Regions from separate parts of the Homo sapiens genome. Here region 2 is linked to region 1. Evidence: chromatin loops called from intact Hi-C (ENCODE). Cell type or tissue: adrenal gland. All regions are shown on one strand. Links, peaks and the distances in the headings refer to the core of each region. The heading gives the core; the rest is flanking DNA. Region 1 has its middle 92 kb from the start of IPMK. Region 2 overlaps TFAM (transcription factor A, mitochondrial).

Evidence for each region. Peaks named below come from ENCODE experiments on the same cell type or tissue, not always from the same donor. Only the 100,000 strongest peaks of a DNase experiment are listed, where the experiment ranks them.
Region 2: it touches region 1 in a loop (3-fold over the local background); 46 of 110 quality-filtered maps call a loop at or near these places.

The regions. Positions count from the first base shown.
Region 1 is chr10:58,169,845-58,182,804 of GRCh38, reverse strand. No RefSeq gene overlaps it. Among named protein-coding and RNA genes, the nearest start is that of IPMK, 92 kb to the left of the region's middle. In adrenal gland, for the core only: a CTCF peak has its summit at 5,254 (motif pointing left); no DNase peak of the experiment used is centred there.
Region 2 is chr10:58,389,889-58,397,888 of GRCh38, reverse strand. TFAM (transcription factor A, mitochondrial) reads right to left here. Exons shown (of 7, transcript NM_003201.3): 5 at 7,029-7,124; 6 at 3,475-3,531; 7 at 1-2,961. The coding sequence ends at 2,815. Among named protein-coding and RNA genes, the nearest start is that of TFAM, 8.5 kb to the right of the region's middle. In adrenal gland, for the core only: a CTCF peak has its summit at 4,387 (motif pointing right); no DNase peak of the experiment used is centred there.

The DNA of each region.
Region 1 (12,960 bases), core at 2,012-10,011:
GAAGTTAGAAAAGTCCCACCCAAAGACAGACAGACAGACAGACAGACAGACATACTTTTATCTAGTAGCACTTGGGGAAAAGAATACAGTTGGCTTTATGTATCTGCAGGTTACTTATTTGCAGATCCAACCAATCAGAGATGGAAAATATTCAGGAAAAATCTCCAACAAAAATAACAATACAACAATTAGAAATAATACAAATTTTAAAATACAGTATAACAACTATTTATATAGTTTTGCATTGTATTATATTTAATACATAATCTAGAGATGATTTAAAGCATACAGTAAGATATGGGTAGGTTGTATGCAAATGCCACACCATTTTATATCATAGACTTGAGCCTCCACAGATTTTGGAATCCATCTGGAACCAATCCTCTACAGATACCAAAGGATGACTGAATTAGATAAAATTCAGCAAATATGTCACTAATACCACCCTCTCTTTCCCACTATACCAGGTAGTGTCACTGTGAGGTGGAATTCCCTCCTTCTCCCCGAAAGGAGAAAAACCACTGAACTCATAGGGTTCGTTTCCCCTGGCTGGACAGAGACTGGGGACTTGGAGTTAACAATCTTTAACGATAAATAGAAGAGGTGGTCTCCAGAAGAGACGAGGGGTTCTGGGAAAGCACTGATGGCAACATTGTTTACCACGATTGTGACAGTGGTTATACAAATGTTATCTATTTGTCAAGACTTGAGAAACTTATGAACGGTTGCATTTTGTTATATGTAAATTATAATTAAATAGAGTTATGAAAATAAGCAATAGGCAATGTAGGGCCTGCACATGCTCTGCCAACTGTCCTTGTTCTAAGACATACATTCACTTTGTTTTCATGAAAATTAAGCAGTAAAGCACAGAGCAGAACACAATATGACTGAAAGATAAATACATTTTCTGGTTTATAAAGGTTAAATGTCCTTCCCCCAGCAACATCTCTTAGCAGACCACTAATCATTTTAATCTCTAGCTCTTAAACTTGTATTCCAAAAGAACAAATCAGAGATCCATGTATTCAAATTTAGTTTCTTCTGAGTATTCACGCACTTGAACACCCTTCATTTACTTAGATGGATGATAAGTCACCAAGTCGGAAAACATTGGGTTACTTTCTCATGAACTATCCTAATTTTTGGTCTGGTTATTCCGGATATTTTACTGAAGTTAAACTGTGATCTAAGGTATAGTAACTAGAAGTTAAATTGTGATCTAAAGTGTAGTAACAGTAGCTAGTATTCATAGTACAGTAGCTTAGTCCCAGCACTGTACTTTATATGAATTAAGCCATTAGCCATTTAGCAGCCAAAGTAATTAGAAATAGTCACAGTGTAATTTAGCTACTACCTGAGAGCAGTAAATATACCAAAAAGTCTTAGAAAAATACAGATTCCTTTCTGGTGATCCTTAGCTCCATCTTTGGAGTCAACGCCATCTTTCCAGCTGTCTCTGCAACAAAACAAAAAAAAGAGTCATCTTTGACTCTTTCTTCCAAATCCATTCTATTAGTAAGGTTTGTTGGTTCTACCTTCAAAAATACACCCAGAGTCCGACTCCCTCTCACCACCTCCAGTGCTAATACCCTGGTCCAAGTCCCCATGATCTCTTTCCAGGGTTGCCCAGTGGCCTTCTAGATACTTGCATGCTTCCCCTTTTGTCACCCTATCCTCTTTCTCCACTAGCAGTGAGAATGAGGGTGTTAAAATCCGAGTCAAATCATTTCACTCTCCCACTCAAGATCCTCCAATAGTGTCCCATCTCACTTGAATAAAATCCAAAATACTTATGGTGATTTCCAGAGCCTTATATTCTCGAAACTGTGGCTGCCTCTCTGATCTCATTTCCTTCCATTCCTATCATATTTAGCCCTCTGGCTAAGCTGGCACTGCCCTTCGTGCAGTTCTTCCTGCTACGCCTGGAATTTGCACTTGCCTTTACCTGGAACTTTCAACTCTCACATCTTCATAGACTTCTCCCCAACGCTTTCCAGTTCCCCGTGCCTGTATCATTGCCCTAGAAGGCTTTTTGCTGGGTAAGAACAGCCGGTGCCTCATGACTCAGGCATTTTGCACTGTCAAATGTTTCTTCACAGCACTTATTATTATCTGACATATATTATGTTTTTCTTATTTATTTATTGTCTGTCTCTCTCATCCCCTGTCCCAACCCACGCCCCCACACCATATTCTCCCCCTGTAGAAGGGAAGCTCCAGGAGAGCAAAAGCTTTGTCATTTTTGTTCCTGGTTGCTTCTGCAGCATCTAGAACACTGCTTGGGACAGAGTAGGTGCTCCTTATATGTAGAAGGAAAGAAGAAAGAAAGAAAGAAAGAGAGAGAGAGAAAAAAAGAAAGGAAGAAAGAAAGAGAAAGAAGAAAGAAAGAAAGAAAAAGGAAGGAAGAAAGGAAGGAAGAGAGAGAGAGGGAGGAAGGAAGGAAGGAAGGAAGGAAGGAAGGGTAATGTCTTTTTGGTGACTTTAAATTTTAGAGGATAAATATTTGTGATCCTGTTCCCCACTAGCTGCAGGGGCTTTTGAGGGTTCCAAGGGTGTTGGAGCATAAATGGCTCTAGTTGGCTGTGCTCTCAGGTAGTTCTGTTCTCCCTGCTTTTCGACAGCTACTCTCTTTCTTTTGAATAGAAGCTTTTTTAGCAGGCAAGGAAGCTGTATGTTTGGGCGCCCTTCCAGACCTCACCCTTTGTGTCTTTTCACTTAATTCATCCTGGTTTGTATCCTTTATAATATACTGTAATTATAAGTGTAGCACTCTCCTGAGTTCTGTGAGTCATTTTAGTGAATTATTGAACCTGAGGGGGTCCTTGAAACCCCCAGATTTGTAACCAGTTGGTCAGAAGTATGGGAGGCCTGGACACCCCTGAATTGGCATCTGAAATAAGAGCAGTCTTTGCGGGGACTGTGTTCTTTAACTTGCGGAGTCTGAATGCTAACTGGATGGTTAGCATCAGAATTGTATTGCAGTATATTAATATGTGTTGCTGTTTAAAGATGGCTTGGTTAATATATACTTTTGATTGATTCACACTGAACACCCAGCCAACAGCACTGTAACTCATGCCTGAATGAAGCTTATCTTCATGTGTATTTTCTTCCTCACGCATATTACAGCCTTCTACACTTAGGAACACTAGGCAACACCTCAGCACTACTCTTGGTAGGGCCATTTTAAACAGCAATATCACCAAAAAAGTAAATAAAAATAATAAAAGTACCAAAATGCAAAATCATGGCAGTAAATAGACTGTGAAAAGGATACTTGTTTATGTGAGCTGAAACAAGAAGGCAGAACATTACCTTGTTTGATTGCAGCTAGGAAAGCGTGCCTCCGGTGACTCATTTTGTGTGTGTGTGTGTCTGTTCTGTATGTGTCTGCAAATGACTGATAAAATGCTGTCAATATTTATTGTTGTTTTTAGTATTTGTGTTGGGGCTGCAAATAAATTTTAGCAAGTAGGTGAATTTGCAAATATGAAATCCATAAATAGTGAGGCTCAACTCTGTATACATTAAGACATCTCCCCCACCCCTCCCCCACACAAACATGCACATTTGATTACAACCTTCTATCTCACATCTTAAAAAAAATTTGAGGCCTGGTGCAGTGGCTCACTCCTGTAATCCTAGCACTTTGGGAGGCTGAGGTGGGAGAATGACTTGAGGCCAAGAGTTTGAGGCAAGCCTGGGCAGCAAAGCAAAACCCTGTCTCTATAAAAAATTTTTAAAAACCAGCCAGGCATGATGACTCAGGCCTATAGTCCCAAATACTTGTGAGGCTGAGATGGGAGGATCACTTAAGCCCAGGAGTTGGAGGTTACAGCGAGCTATGATCACATCACTGCCTGGACAACAGCCCTTGATCTTGTTTAATTCTGCAGCTGCTTTTTCTGCTCCATAACAAGCCAGGGTGGGACTCAGCTCCTTTTCTTTGATTTCCTCTCACACTAATCACACAGAGACTTTGTTTGTGCAGCAGGATTAAAGGAAGGCTTGGGAATGATAAACTTGGTTGCATTGCAATAACACAAACAAATTGAAATAGAATGTTAAACATCTGTGTCTTAAACTACCCTTTAGTGCCTACATCTCTCCCTCCTGGAATTTTTAACAGTTACTATATCCGAGTCCTTAATGTCTTTATTAAAAACAACAAGCCATCTACCTACTTCAGATCTTAAGCTTAACATCACTGGCAAAGCCTTCCAGTCTCAGTTGTGTTCCCCTGTTTCTCAACAATGTCTGTAAAGAACAGAGGTTTAATTTTACAAAAATGAATTATGATAGCCACTTTTGGCAAGCACAGTTTCAGTAACATTTTTCTTCCTCTATGTTACTGATGTCAAACCTATCTAATCCTCATACAATCTCTATGAGAAAGTTTTATTCCAAATTTACAGATGAGGAAAAGGCCTGGGGAGGTTAAACAGCTTCCAACTCCTGAACACTGCCCAAGCTCACAGAGCTTAGAATGAGTTCAATGCAGATCTAAGAGGCCAAGGGATTTAACTACGGCACTAGATTTGCTTACTTCCCAATTCTGTAATTTCCTTAACAAGGGATACCTGTGTTAGTGATAATATGTTGTGCCATGTATATCACTGTGGAAAAAAACCCCGTCTTTAATCAAATTAAATGCTGAAAATACCATCCAAGTTAAAAGTTAAAGATGTGGGTTTATGGACTCTTGCATTTCATAGAGATACTCTGCGTGGTGAAGAAGCTATTGAAAGGCAATACCAAAAATCAAATTGTTTCTGTTTGAGAGTACTATATAAAAAGGTTTTAAATAAATACTTAATTATATTGGTTAATTAGGTACCTGCAATATTAGGCAATTTTCTGATGTAAGACAATTCTGAAAGTATGCAAATTAAAGAAGTAAAAGTACAATGGTGGAAGCATGTCCAGATTATATAAATGAATTAAAAATTTTCAACTTGTCGCTAAGCAGATTTCTTGCTTTCTTTTAAATATACAGAAAAAGCATATGGATTCTCAAGATAAACCACATATGAAAAAGTTTTAGCTTTTTTTAAAATTTTTACAGCTTCACTGAAATGTCATTCAAGACATATTAGTAAATTTGTGATTTAAATTTAGAAGCCATCACCACAATCCAATTTTAGAACTTTTCTAGCACTTCCCAAATTTCCTTCAATTTCACCTTTTAAGGAGTGTTAAGAGCAGAAAACACACACAATTATCTGACTTAAAGAGAAAAGAAAAATCACCTAGTACCACCTAGTGGTGTATAAGTAGATAGCGAGTTGATTTTGGAATTTTTGAAATCCAATACTCAGACATTTCTCTTCCATGGGATTACAAATTAGCTACTAATATTTCTGGTTTATAATCGAAAGTTAACTTCAAAATATCCACAAGCTTATCCAAAATATTTACTAGATAAATTTTAAAAACTTTAGTTTTAAAAACAAATGATATCCTTTCTTCAAATGAGAGTTTACTTGGAGTCCCAGTATGTTTAGCAGATAAATACTTAGTTTATCATTGGATGGTCTACTCACTCCCCTACTTGCTGAAAATAATTGTAGAAAGTAAAGACTGTGGAGAAATACACAAAACAGAAAGAATAGTTATCTCTGAGTACTGGAAAATAAGTGAGGTTTTCCTTTTGGTTTTATTTTTTCGCTGGAGTGTGTATATATAATTGAAAAAAACTATAATAAGTTGTATTTAGAAATTCAATATAAAATTTTAAAATATTGCAAAAATGCCTACCAAGGTCCTTGCAAAACAGCAATTTTCCATGAATATTATTTGCCCTTCTCGTTTCCTTCCTATTGGTGACAGTAACTCTCCATCACTCACAGGCTGAGGACAAAGGAAAATGTCTATGTCTTATGGTTAGCTTGAGCTGCCATAATTAAGTGTTATATAGACTGGGTGGCTTAAACAATACAAATTCACTTTCTCACAGTTCTTGGGGCTGGTAGTTCAATGGTTAAGGTGGAAGGCAATGATTAATTGGGAATGTCTTCTCTCAGCCTCGCCATGTAATTCCTTGCAGGAGTCTCTGCTAATGTTATCTGGCTTCATGGAAGCTCAATGTCCCATGAGTAATGAAGTCATATTGTGTAAGGTTCATATGGTGAAATGCACATAATTCTGATAGTGTTCCTGGAAAACAGTGCTTTATGATGGAAAAACTATTCAGAGAAAGAATAATTTCAGCAAGTACAGTTATATAAGAAGTCATGTCAAATAGAATAATAGTAGTAAATGCCTAATTTGGATTCCACTTCTGGTTCTGATTCTTACTATCCACGTGACCTTGAGCAAACCACTTGATGTCCTCCTGAGTTTGTTTCTCAACTGTCAAATGGGGATAATAAAAAAATCTACTTTATAGGGTTGTTATGAGAATTAAATGAAATGATAAACATATAGCATATATTAAACACTCAATAAACATTAGGCATTACTACTATTACTTTACATTAATATTATTTTCTTAGGATGGCATATGAAAGATCTGTCTTAACTGTGACTTTGGGGGAAATCTAATCACACCACTCCCATAGGTGTGGATTACAGAACTTTGGGAGAGATAGACACAGTGCTGTCCTTGGTTCTGAAACCACCATACTAGGACATGATTGCTTTGAAACCTCAGGATACTGGTGAATGCTGGTCCAACCTCTTCCAAGAATTTTGAAGCAGGCAAGGGCAAAAGTGGAGGAAATTATGGAGGAGGAGGAGAAGGAGGAGGAGGAAGAGAGAGAGAAGCATAATTCCTAAGAACTTGCTAGGAAAGGGGTGGGAAGAAACCTGCTTGACATTGTTTTCAAAGTGCATTGGTTGCTGTCATCAAGCAAGAAACAACCCCCTTGTATTTGGCAGAGAATTGTAGGTGTGTGCTGAGGGGGTACTTTATATATTCCTTTCCTCAAGCTATCCTTGGTGTACTTCCCTATCTCTGTGCCTAATCACCTTGGTATCAGTACCTAATCAGTAAACTGAAAGTTCACTGAGGGCAAGGACTGGGTCTCCTGCACTCTTGTGAGGACAAAGGAAAATGTCCATGTCTTAGCTTGGGCTGCCATAAAAAGCATTGTAGTCTAGGTGGCTTAAACAATATAAATTTATTTTCTCACAGTTCTGGGGGCTGGAAGTCCAAGGTAAGGTTGCCAGCATAGTTGAATTCTGGTGAGGGCTCTTTTCCTGGCTTGCACATGACCGCCACCTACTCCCTGTGTCCTCGCATAAGGGTGAGGGAGAATGGTGAAGAAAGCTTTATAGAGCAAACTCTCTGGTCTCTTTCTATAAGGACACAAATTCCATTATCACGAGGGCCCCTAATTAGCTCCCAAAGACGCTATTTCCAAATAGCATCACACTAGAGGTTAGGGTTCAACATGTGAAATATGAGGGGACATAAACATTTGAGCGGACATCAATCCACGATATCTTGTAAAGTGGGAAGCACACAGTTTCTGTAACTGAAGGCCCTCAATAAATGGTAGTTTTATAAAAAGAAGCGGCTGTATCCTGGGCCTCACTGTTTTGATGTTACTATATAATTCTACTTTTTCATGTTGCAGATTAAGTAAGTTGAATCTGGTATTAGCACATATGGCTTTGTTATTGTCTTTGTTTCCTTGGCGGTGTGCACCTGCTCAGCATAGAAGATGTGCAGATTGACTGTGCTGAGAATGGCAGTTATCCAGAGGTGTGGAACACTGCAGCATGGAGCCTCCATAGCAGAAAAGGCCAGAGTCTAACTACACTAAGGGATGATTGCTGGGTGGAGCCTGAGTGCATTGTATTCTAGAGTTTAATGTGCACGAATAGCCACGACTTACGTAGCGCTTAGTGTATGCCAGCTGTTCTAAGCATGTTATATATATAGATTCATTTTAATTATTACAAAAACCCTAAGGGATAAAACTGTTATTATTTGAATTTTACAGATGAGGAAATTAAGGCAAAAATATGTAAAAAAAACCTTGACAAAGGTCACACAGTAAGTGTCACAGGGGGAATTTGAATTCAGGCCATTGGATTCCAGTGTTTTAACCACCATGGTATGGTATCCTTCCTAAAATTTAAGTAACACCCTGCAAGGAATTTTCTTCTTGGGTTTAGTCTACTAGCATATACTGTATCTTCCTATGGTTAATATCTAAATACTGTGAGGAGTGGTGGGGGTGGGGGGCAAGACTGAAGATGAGAATTGAGAAGTGGCTTCCTCTGGAAAAGCGATTTACTCAGGTAAGAGAGAGACAGTGTCTTTAAGAAGGTAGCACAGCCTCACCAGGACAGGGTAGAGAGGGCTGATCCATTTGTCTGAGGAGGTTCATAGGGAGTTGGAGTCTTGGTGTAGTCCAAATCTTCTAAATTCTGTCCCACTCCTTTGTGACCAATGCTATAACTGTCATGTAAGAAATCATGAAACTGTGACCTCAGACCTTGGAAGAAATTCAATCTCCAATTATCTTAGCTTTAGTGCTAAATAATAATAGAAAGCCTTTAGTTCATCATGGTTCAGAGAATTTAAGCATTTGAGCTTTTGTCTGTTTAACTTTCTGGTTTTGTTAGAAGTTGCTACTCCGCAATATTGAATTCCTTCAGTTTTTCATACTAGTCTAAGGTCGGAGAATAGCTCAGCTTCCCTAAATCTCTTTTAAAGGTCAGTTTATTCCAGGTGACCATAGGAATTCATTTAATTAGATAATTCACCACAGCATGCTATGGGCTGCTAAAGTCTAGTTTCTGAGCATTAACATAGTTCTTACTACCTTTAAGTCAAATAACCAGTGCCAGATTTTTCCTATCCCTGAGGGTCGAGTGTCTGCAACTAACTCCTGATGACGTAGTGGAAAATTTTGAGCCAGAAATATCATTTCCACCTATGTTCATTTCCTAGGACTGCTGAACCAAATTACTACAAACTGAGTGGCTTAAAACAGTAGAAATTTATTTTCTCATAGTTCTGGAGGCTAGAAGCTCTAAATCAAGGTGCTGGCAGGGCCATGTACACTTTGAAGCCTCCTTGAGCTTTCAGAGACTCAAAGACTCCTTCCTTTGCCTCTTCCTAGCTTCTGGTAACTCCCAGCATTCCTTGGTGTTCTTTGGTTGATATGGTTTGGCTGTGTTCCCGCCCAAATCTCATCTTGAATTGCAGTTCCCATAATCCCCATGTGTCCTGGGAGGAACCAGGTGGAGATAACTGAATCAGGTTTCCCCATCCTGTTCTCGTGATAGTGAGTTAGTTCTCATGAGATCTCATGGTTTTATAATGGGAGTTCCCCTTCACTGGGCACTCATTCTCCTTCCTGCCATAATGTGAAGAAGGATGTGTTTGCTTCTCCTTCTGCCATTGTTAGTTTCCTGAGGCCTCCCAGCCATGCTGAACTGTGAGTCAATTAAACCTCTTTCCTTTATAAAGTACTCAGTCTCGGGAATGTCTTTATTAGCAGCATGAGAATTGACTAATACATTGGTTTATACCTGTCTGACTCCCATCTCTGCCTCTGTCTTTATTTGGCCTTTCCCCCTCTATGTATGTCTGTGTCTCTTTGTCTCTAAATTTTCCTTTCCTTATAAGGACACAAGTTATTGAATTTAAGGCCCACCCTCATCCAGTATGAGCTCATCTTAATTTGATTACATCTGCAAAGAGACTGTTTTAAAATAAGATCATGTTTACAGGTACTGGAAGTTAGAGCTTGAAAATAAATTGTATTTTAGCTTTTTAATTGTTTAATGCTTGCTTTTAAATCAAATTATACAGTCACATAGATTAAAGTGCCAAATCATTCTGAAATTCTTTTTTCAAAGCACCTGTATGCCCTTTATCCCATTTCTTTTCTTGCAGAAAAGTATTTGCTCACAGAAAAACTGAATTTTAAAAATTTTAGCTTTTGTTTCCTGAGCACAGCTACCTGTATTTCAGCTTCTTCCTCAATCTTGCCCTCTTTTACTTGAGTTGCTGGTTGAACATAAATTTTTGTGGGACACAATTTATCATCATTGCCCACAATTGGTGATTATAGTTCCTGTTATCATTTTTTGCATGTCTGGTATCTTCAGGACTCTTACATTCCTGCTAAATGTCTCCTAAGACTTCTGAATTAGACAAAGGGACAAATGACAGGAAAAGCACATTATAAAATGCAGGACACAGGAAAGTGAATGTGCCATCTGAAAGTAGCTAATTTCCGCTGGCTATAATTAGATCCATCCCTAAAATATGGTAAGTTGCTTGACTGGTACTGGGCATTGATGCTGGCAGGCAGGCAGTAGCCCTCCAGTAAAAAGATGATATTGCCAATTCCTGTAATCTCCTCTTTAATACATTTTTTTTCCAAACAAATGTAAATTTTCAACAGATTTTACTTTTGTTTCTACATTTTCTTGTACGGTATGGGGAAGAGGAGACAAGCAGTATAATAGAAAATGATATTTCATTTCTGTTCACTCCAGTAATAAGTGTCAACAGGTCTCTTAACTCTTTCAGTGTTCAACAACATTTCAAGATTCTGCCGGGAAGCCTGGAGGCTAAAATATTTCTGAATTAAAAAATTAAGCTTTTATACATTGATAACACCAGGTTATTCTGTTTCTTGAAAAGTAACTAGAAGCCTTCTGTGAAAAGAAACTATACCATTTCAAATCCACTCGGAGGAGTCAATTATTCCCCCCCAAATATTCTCCTCTGCATTCCATTAAATAATTGATTGGCTTGTCAAATGCCCATTTGGTTTCCAGAGATGGTGTTCTTGATACCAAAGAGGTATTACAAATCCTTGTCAGTGCGTTCAAAAAGGTTTATAGTCCTTTTCATGTGAAAATAATTGATAATATAAAACTATTAGTAAATCATGGCATATCATAAACAGAAATGAAAGGTAGTCTGATTTTCACTATAAGTCGTTGGCTGCCATCAGTCCTCAGGGTTTGAACTATCTAGCAGTTCTGCTTAATAACATCCCAGATAGCATTGCTTCAAAAGCTCCATAAAAGGTGAAGGCTGAAAAAACTTCAAGTAATTAAATGTTGGACTGAATAAACACAACTTTCCTGAAAAAATATTTGCATGCATACTTTTTTTCTTTCCAAGCCTAGTTTTGGCCTATTTTTCAAATTTTTTTTTGAAAAAATTTTTCAAATTTTCAAGATTTTTTTCAAATCTTGAGCAGCAGATAACTTTCCACACCCAAATGAACGATCTGAGAACATTAAAAAGGGGCTGGATTTCCCCATCAAAGTCTGAGAGTTAAAAAAATTTACTTCAGTGTGTCTCCCATGCTAGAGTATGCTGGCTATCTATTCAATGTCTATTCTTTTTTTCTTCTGCAGTAATAGAAACCCCAGTTTTCATCTTGGTACATGGAAGCCTTCAATAAAGTATACATTTCCCGGATCCTCAGAAAGCTTGGTGTAGTCATGACCAAGTTCTGGTCAATGAGAATGTTAATGTTGCATCTTTCAGGCCACACCCTTTTAAAAGGAAGGGGTTTGCCTTTCCCCTCCATTTCCTAACTTTTTTTCTTTCCTGATAGCTGGAATGCAAATATGATACTGAGTTATCTTGGACTATGCATATGCATGTAACACACCAGCCTTGTATCTCATGGCTTTCATTTGCTAATCTCTGAATATTAATTAGGCTGAGCATCTTTTTTCATATGTTTACAGGTCATTCAAGTGCAGCATTCAACTCAATGAGTTGAAAAAAAGTAATAAGACACAGCTAAAGAAGCAAGAAGGAGAGAAATAATAAAGATGTTTATTTTTAACCTTTCTTAATTCCTAGTGAGTCCATGTAAACAATAAATTTCCCAAGTGCTGCCTTAGCTATGTCAAACTAAATTTTACATAAACTGGGTTTTGTTTGCATTCAGTTATAAATAGATCTTAATGTTCTTTAAGGTTTTTTTTTTTTTTCTCTTAGCCCATGGATTGTTTGGTCATATATTATTTAGTTCTCAAACATTTGTTACATCTCAATAGCTATATTTTTGGTATTAATTTATAAACTTATTGTATAATAGTCTGAGTAATAGTTTGAAGTACATATTGGTCATTTGGAATTTATTGAGATTATTGTAAAGGCTTGAAATAGTTCATTCTTATATATGTTGCATGTATATTCAAAAGGTGTATCATCTACTATATCTAATATGTTAGGATGGTGCAAAAGTAATTGTGGTTTTTGCCATTAAAAGTAATTGGATATATGAAATTTAATTAATATTAAACTTTAATAGTGGGCAAAAATAGCAATTACTTTTGCACCAACCTAACATATATATGTATTTATTATACTTTAAGTTCTAGGGTACATGTGCACAACTTGCAGGCTTGATACATAGGTATACATGTACCATGTTGGTTTGCTGCACCCATCAACTCATCATTTACATTAGGTATTTTTCCATACCAACCTAATGTTTAAATAAATTTCATATATCCAATACTAATTGTTCAAGTATTTGATATCTTCATTTATTATTATCTGCTTGTCCTATTAGTTTTGAGGAGATTATGTTATAAATCTCTCACTGTAGTTGTTCTTTTTAGAATAACGCTTTTTAAGCCGGGCACAGTGGCTCATTCCTGTAATCTCAGCACTTTGGGAGGCAGAGGCAGGAAGATTGCTTGAGCTCAGAAGTTTGAGACCAAACTCGGCAGCATGGTGATATCCCTGTCTCTATAAAAAATAAAAAAATTAGGTGGGCACAATGGCTCGCACCTATAGTCCTAGCTACTCAGGAGGCTGAGGTGAGGATCACTTGAGCTGAGGAATTTGAGGCTGCGGTGAGCAATAATCATATGACTTCACCCCAGCCTGGGCAATAAAGTGATGTCTCAAGAAAAAACAAAATAAATAGAATAATGTGTTTTGCATTTATTTTGATGAGCAATTAAATATACTTATTTTGGTCTTTGTCAAGTGATACAGAAATTGATTAC
Region 2 (8,000 bases), core at 1-8,000, 220 kb before region 1:
GTCCCAACGACTCGGAAGGATCACTTGAGCCCAGGAGGTCAAGGCTGCAGTGAGCCAAGATCACACCATGCCCTCCAGCCTGAGCAATATAATGAGACTCTAACACACACACGTGCACACACACACACACACACACACAAATAAGACTTTATATGAGTGGTCATTGGTTATGATGTTCTTATTCTTTATAAGAGAAAATCTGTGTATACTGTTACAGCTGAATGGCATTTGGTATATGGCATGCCAGTCTTCCACATGTACTGATGTTTAAGAAAGGCTTGGATCCAGTGTGTATTCTGGATGTCGGGGGAAAAAAAGGCTTGGAAACCAGGTTATCCTATTATTTAAAATATTAAAAATTACATTATTTTAGAAACAGAGAACCAAATACAAGCTGATACTACCATAAAATTACCATAAAATAGTTTTGCTCTTTTTTCACTGTTTACACCTTTCCTCCCTATATTAAGTTGTTAAGTACTTGAGAAACGTACTTAACACTGAACTTCCCAATATATTTGGGAAGGTATGATATGAATGTTAAGTATAAAATAATACGGGTAGTTAATGTTAAAAGAACTCAGAGGAAATTTCCCCGCAGGGTAACTACAAAGATGTTTTCTATGCTGCATTTGTCCCGAGATGTTTATGTAACTCATTCCTCTATCTCAATCATTACATACCCCTCATTACAAACACTCCTATGTGCTCTCTGAGCTCATCTGAAGAGAACAGAATTGAGTCGATGATTTGAGTTATGATTTTCTCCATTCTCCTAGGGACTGTACATAATTAGTACCATTCTAGATGACACAGGGACTTAGGGCTTTTTCTCCTGCAAACCTAATTGAGAAAGCCTGTGATAGACACTAGCACACCTCCTTCTCTTTCCCCCTACTCCCAGACTGCTCTGGCCTCAAACCCATCCTATCTATTTCACCAATGGCCAACACTGTCCTGTCTGCACCCAGAGTGAGAAGCTCCCACAGGGAAAAGTTATTTTAAAATATCCAACTTTATATATTTAAAGCCTCATATTTCCTCATAAGCTACTATTTTTCTCTCCCATTCCTACCTTTGTCAAGCTCAGCATATAACAAGTCATCTTTTTGTGACATCAAAGTCTTCAAAGTCTTTCTGGAGATCTAGAATCTACAATTTCTAAATATTTTGCATAACGCATAAAGTGCATATAAATTGAGTTATCCTATATCTGTGAACTGATGAGAATTATTCTGCTCAAACAGGTGGTGAAAACCTTTGCTTGACTCTCCTAAAAGGATAAACAAATACTAAAGAAAGATGGCTTTCAACTACAGTGAGGTTCTTGTGATATGTGCTACTGGAAAAAGTACATTTTTACCAAGCCATAGCAAATAATTTTAAAAGAATATCATTCCACAGTATATGGATCTTTTTCATTATACTGCAATGTAATTTGAAACTAGATTATTTTCCTTGCTAACACTGAGAAGCAACAATTTGTTTAGATTATCTAGTGATGACCTTTTTCCTCTTAAAGGTGACAATGATTCTAAAACAAGAACATCTGAAAACATTTGAAAAAACTATCCCAACACTTCAATACATTGGAACAGTAGTCATATCACACTATACTATAGACCATGGGTTGATAAATTTTTTCCATAAACAGACAGACAGTAAATATCAGGCTTTGTGGGCTATAGTTTCTGTGGCAGCTACTCTGCCACAGAAAAGCAGCCATAGACAAGTAAAAGAATGATCTTGGTTGTGTTTCAACAAACTTTATTTATGAACACTAAATATTCATGTTAATTTTCAAGTATCATAAAAGTCTTTAAAAAAAAACATTTAAAATTATAAACACAATTCCTAGCTCACAGGCCATAAAAAGCAGGCAGCAGGCTGGATTTGATCCACAGGCCATAGTTGGCTGTCTCTTAAACAGGCTTTTATACGTTATGCAAAGTGTTTCAAATTCCAGAGACTTTGGAGACTTTTCGTTTTTTAGATTTCTCATTTTAAAACACACATAATACAAGTTTTCTTTCTGGATCAATATACTCACGAGAGAAAATAATTCAGAAAAAAATAAAATTCCTTACTTAAAAAAAGGGAAAAGCTATAGAACAAATGTTTCGTCTTAAAATATATTTAGGAAATGTAAAATTAAAGATTAAAAATTTTATTCTATGCAACATAAAATAATATGCATAAATCTGGCACATAATTTCTTTGTTTTTACTTTAGAAAAAAGACAGTAAGAAAAAAGTTTATAAATTTCTCAGTCCCTTTTATACAAAGTTGCAACTAAAACCAGCAATCACTTATATGTACAACCATCAACTCTGAATACAATGTGAATTATACCTAGGAACTGTAATTTACCTAGATGAGTTCTGCCTGCTTTATGAAAAACACACACTTATATCACAGAACACCGTGGCTTCTACAATTTGTAACAATTTTGAAAACGAAACTCCTGCCTCCATAATATAAGGAAACAAGAGTACTCTTTCCATAGTCATCATCCTGTATAAAAAAAACTTCATAGTCTGATTTACCTTTGTCAAAGGTAAAATGATTCACATTTGCTTGGATTACTCTGATCCTCAGTAGTTCCTAAACACAAAATAAAGTTTGCATGAACCTTTATCTGGGTTTTCCAAAGCAAGTATTATGCTGGCAGAAGTCCATGAGCTGAATAAAAAGATACTAAATATAAAAGGTTTACCAACTTTATCCTTTCTTAATTTTACGATAGCTTCAGGTATTGAGACCTAACTGGTTTCCTGTGCCTATCCATTGTGAACACATCTCAATCTTCTACTTTTAACACTCCTCAGCACCATATTTTCGTTGTTTCTTTATTGTGCGACGTAGAAGATCCTTTCGTCCAACTTCAATCATTTGTTCTTCCCAAGACTTCATTTCATTATGATAACGAGTTTCGTCCTCTTTAGCATGCTGAATATATAACTGAGAAAAAGCATAACTGTTAAAATGATTTACTTATTTTTTGAGATAAAATGATTATTTAAAATAGCAATTAATTTCTGGAATGCTTCTGTATATACTTTAGAAATTACATTACCATTCTACATGTATAAAGGCAGACTGGAGAAGAAATATTTTCATGAGATAAAAGTTAGATGATGAAAATGTAAGAGATAGACTGTTATCTCTTTGAATGAAATTGTTACAAGTTCAGATCTTGAGGTGCAGGAAGGGGGCAGCAGCAGGGTATCACTGCCACTGAATAAGTGGACACTCAGGCTTATGAGTGCTGTGGTTTCAAATACCAATTTTATTTGCAGACAAAAACTACCAAGAGAAAAATGCCAAACTGGTTCTGAGAATATGAAAATAATTTTAGAATACTTGTATTATTAGTAATACAAGGTTGTCTTCACATGAATCAAGCCTTGCCCTAATACATTCTCTCACAGATATCCTAAGTAGACACTTGAGACTAACAACCGTAATACTCACTTCCTTTTCAGAGTCAGACAGATTTTTCCAGTTTTCCTTTACAGTCTTCAGCTTTTCCTGTAAAACAATATATGTTTAAGTTAAGGTAGATATGGGGACTTCAGTGACCTTTATTATTCATTCCAACAAAAACTCAAGATACCAAGAATTACAGGCAAAGCCTCATCAATTCTTAACATCTTTTCTCTCTAAACAAAAACTATCAAACTGTTACAATTTACAAAAATGAACTGAATGAAGGTACATATTTTTGATTCGGAAATATTAATATTCAGGTATAATCTATGTGTTGTCATAAACTAACTTCAAAGTCTGTTTTTATTCCTTCCCTGTAGCTTTAGGTTTTATTTGAAAATCTGTGCTTCAGTGTTTAGATGCAGTAATAAGAACAATACAGCACAAGTCCAGTAAGTCTACTTAGTTGAACTTAATTATATGACCTGGAAAAGGTCACTTTACCTCCCTTGGGCTTGGCTCTTCATTTATAAAATTAAAGGGATAGAATTTTTTTTTTTTTTTTGAGACAAGGTCTCACTCTGTCACTCAGGTGGGAAAGCAGTGGTATGATCACAGCTCACTGCAGCACTGACCTCCTGGGCTCAAGTGATCCTCCTGTCTCAACTTCTGGAGTAGCTGGGACCACAGATATGCACCACCATGCCTGGTTAATTTTTTTAAAAAACTTTTTTTGTAAAGATGGGGTCTTACCACGTTGCCCAGGGCTGGTCTTGAACTCCTGGAATCAAGCAACCCTCCCACCCCGCTTCCCAAATTGTTAGGATTACAGGCATGAGCCACTGTGCCCAGCCAAAGATGTTTACTTTTGCTTTCCCTAAAATCCCATTAAACAAAGAAATCTTTTTAAAGGATAATCCCACATGAATAAAGACAACAGAAGAGGGCACTATCAACACAAAATTCTGGAAGCTGAAAAGCAGATGCATTAGTGGTAACTGACTTAACTGACAAAAGAAAGCTAATTGTTAAACTGACAGTGGAGAAAACCTAAAAGCAACTTAATTTACCATACAGAATTCCCAAATATCTCAGGAATTGGCAGCACCAGACAGGTGTAAAACAGGTGAAGCTAAGGTTAAACACAAGATTGGCTGAAAGACTGTTTAAAAAGAGATTAGGGCCAGGTGTGGTGGCTCACGCCTGTAATCCCAGTACTTTGGGAGGCCGAGGCAGGCAGATCATGAGGTCAGGAGTTCGAGACCAGCCTGGCCAATATGGTGAAACCCCATCTCTACTAAAAATATAAAAAATTAGCCAGGTGTGGTGGCACGTGCCTGTGGTCCCAGCTACTAGGCAGGCTGAGGCAGGAGGATCGCTTGAACCCGGGAGGCGCAGGTTGCAGTGAGCCGAGATCACGCCACTGCACTCCAGCCTGGGCCACAGAGTGAGACTCCGACTCAAAAAAAATAAAGAGAGGTTGGGTCAGGCACAGTGGCTCACATCTGTAATCCCAGCACTTTGAGAGGCTGAGGTGGGTGGATCACCTGAGCTCAGGAGTTCAAGACCAGCCTGGGGTAATATGATGAGACCCCGTCTCTACAAAATACCCAAAAAATTAGCCAGGCTTGGTGGCACATGACTGTAGACCTGGCTACTCAAGAGGTTGAGGTGGGAAAATTGCTTGAGCCCGGAAGGCAGAGGCTGCAGTGAGCTGAGATAGTGCCACCGCACTCCAGCCTGTATAACAGGCTGCCTGTCTCAAAAAAAAAAAAGAGGTTAAATTTCTACCATGGCAAATTTTAGGACATTTATCCTCTCTAGAGAGTAAAATAGTGTCACTCTGTGAAAACCAGGTACAGGTACAGTTGAGGGAAATGGTACCATACTAAAAGCAGAGAGATTAAGTTAAAATGTATCCAGCAGTTCAGGAAAAACAAAACAAAACAAAACAAAAAAAAAGGAAAGAAGACTAAAGGAAAACAGTACGGAAAAAAATAAGAAAATAAGGACCAGCTCAGAAGATGCATATACATGTAGCAGGAGTTCTAAAGGGGAGGAAAAAAAAAGCACCAGATCACATTTAAAGGACCAATAATCAAAACAGTTTTAGATTTCTCAAAAGCAGTACAATAAGGTAGAAGAAAAGGAATTTTTACATTTTGAAGAAATATGTTTTCCAAACTAGAATTCTATGCCCAGTCTAACAAGTGAATGTGAGGATACAGACATTTTCAGACATGCAAAACTCAAAAATTTAATCTCCCATGCACCTTTACTGGGAAAGATGCTATACAAGAATCAGAGTAAACCAAAAAAGTAAACAACAGAAGCAAAAGCAGCACCACAAGGATAATGAAGGCAATCTCAAGATGTTAGCTGTATACTAGGATTAGAAGGCAACAGTCACACTGGAACAAACCCCAGTTTTCAGAGTTAAACTGAAAGAAAAACACATCCTAAATTTACTAAAAGCTGGTGAATACCGAGGAGTTTGAGGGTGAATTATTGGTAAGTACAAAAAAAAAAAAAAAACCTAAGTGAACAAACAGACATAAGCAACTTCAGGGAAAATAAGTTTCGTAAGAAAGAAAAAATAATCATAGCATATGTCAGCTGTGAATACAGCTTACATAATCATAATACTATTAGGTTGGTGCAAAAGTAACTGCTGTGTTTGCCATTACTTTTAATGGCAAAGACCACAATTACTTTTGCACCAACCTAATATAGACACACAATACCAAGCTAACCAAAATTTTAACTATATTGGGAGGTAGGGGAATCGAAACATGACAACAGTGGGATGACAGTTAAATGTCTAGCTTAAACGGTGGTAGGTAATGCTTAAAGCATAAGATAAACAATGATTAAAGTTGAAAAAAAATCAAGAAGCAACAATATAAAAATGTTATTTAGGGATATGGAAACAGAATTTGTAAAGTGAACTACAGATATAATAATCCCGTAGGCAGAGTGCCAAAAACTTCATCTTAGATTAACATGGGTTACGGATCTAAACATCCATTTCTCTTACTATGTCATATGATACAGGAAAAAAAGCAATTGCCCATTTGGAGCTTCTAAGCAGCAAAAAAATAGGAAAGACTAAGCCACAGCAGGGATTGACAAGCTTTCTTTTTCTTTGACACACTGATATGATGCATTCACATGTATAACACATCCCTATGGGTATAACCAAAATGTTATTAAAAGATATAAATGAAGCAATAGGTTACAATCAATTCCCCATAGAAAATATTGCAGCTCTACTCTCATTCTTTCTAGTGATCGTAAAACAGTTAAGAACTGCTGGAACAGAAAAGCCTCCAGAAGAACTTTAATATCCCTACATATTAAAAAAAATGTTAAGTATTTAAATTTAAAAAGTTGGCAATGTATGTATGTATGTGTTGGCAACTACATACCTAAATTGATTGTATATGGTAAGAAAAAAGATTTTTCTTTAAAGAGGGCCTTAGCAAAAGAGTTTACTGTCTGGATATTCACTACTTTTCTTCACTACCTGACACATGGCACTCTAGACTTTTCCTGTCTAAATATTTTAAAAATTAAACAAAAATATATTTCAGCTTTACCTGCGGTGAATCACCCTTAGCTTCTTGGAATCTTTCAGCTACATAAACGTTATAAGCTGAACGAGGTCTTTTTGGTTTTCCAAGCAGTGTTAACTCCTGAATTAAAAAAATTGGAGGGTCAAAAATAGTGTTAACCTCCATGAGACTTAATTTTACCTACAGAAACTTTATTCACTACTACGCATTACAGATTATTCCTTAAAGTGAATGTTATGATTCTTATATAGTGTGATTATTACATCTTGCGGTCAGAATTTTTTTGACAGCACTGTTATGAAAATTATGTTAGATTTCACCAGTTATTTTCCATACAAAACCATTTCCTTTACCTATTATTCTCATAGTCTCCATGAACTAAATAACTGAATATATATGTACAAAACCTTTTTAAAAGATAAAACAACCTTAGGTTCATCCTTGTAAGATACTACTGTCCCCTTGACCAAATCACTGCATGCTTCCACCACAACCCAAGAACAATGGACTATTTGTTTAATAATCTTTCATCTCACTCCATTCCCTGAATGTCTCCACCTTTAAAGCTCCATAGTTGTGTTAAATTCATTTTACTAGTTACCAAAAGGGAAGAAACTGTGGAAAAGAATACAAGTATCCCTTACTATCAGTTTAATTTCTGAGTTCAGGGAGTGATATTGCATTATTATACTTAAGTTTCTGAATTTGGATAGTAAGTAGTACCTGTAATTTACAAAATTCTGTGGCTCTTAATAGCAATTTGGCTATAATCAGTAACAAATTCAACTTTTATTCATAACTGTAAGTAGGGCTCCTCTGATTTAGTTTCTTCTTCCTGAATCTCTCAGTCACTGAGTATTGAAACTACTATAGACTCCAAGCACTTTACAACTTAACTATTTCCCTCTTTGTTTCTAGAGCTATCACTAGGGATTTCTCTCCTGAGGGTTTTACTTGTAACTTCCTAGTCCTCACACTTCTCACTTGATCTCTGAA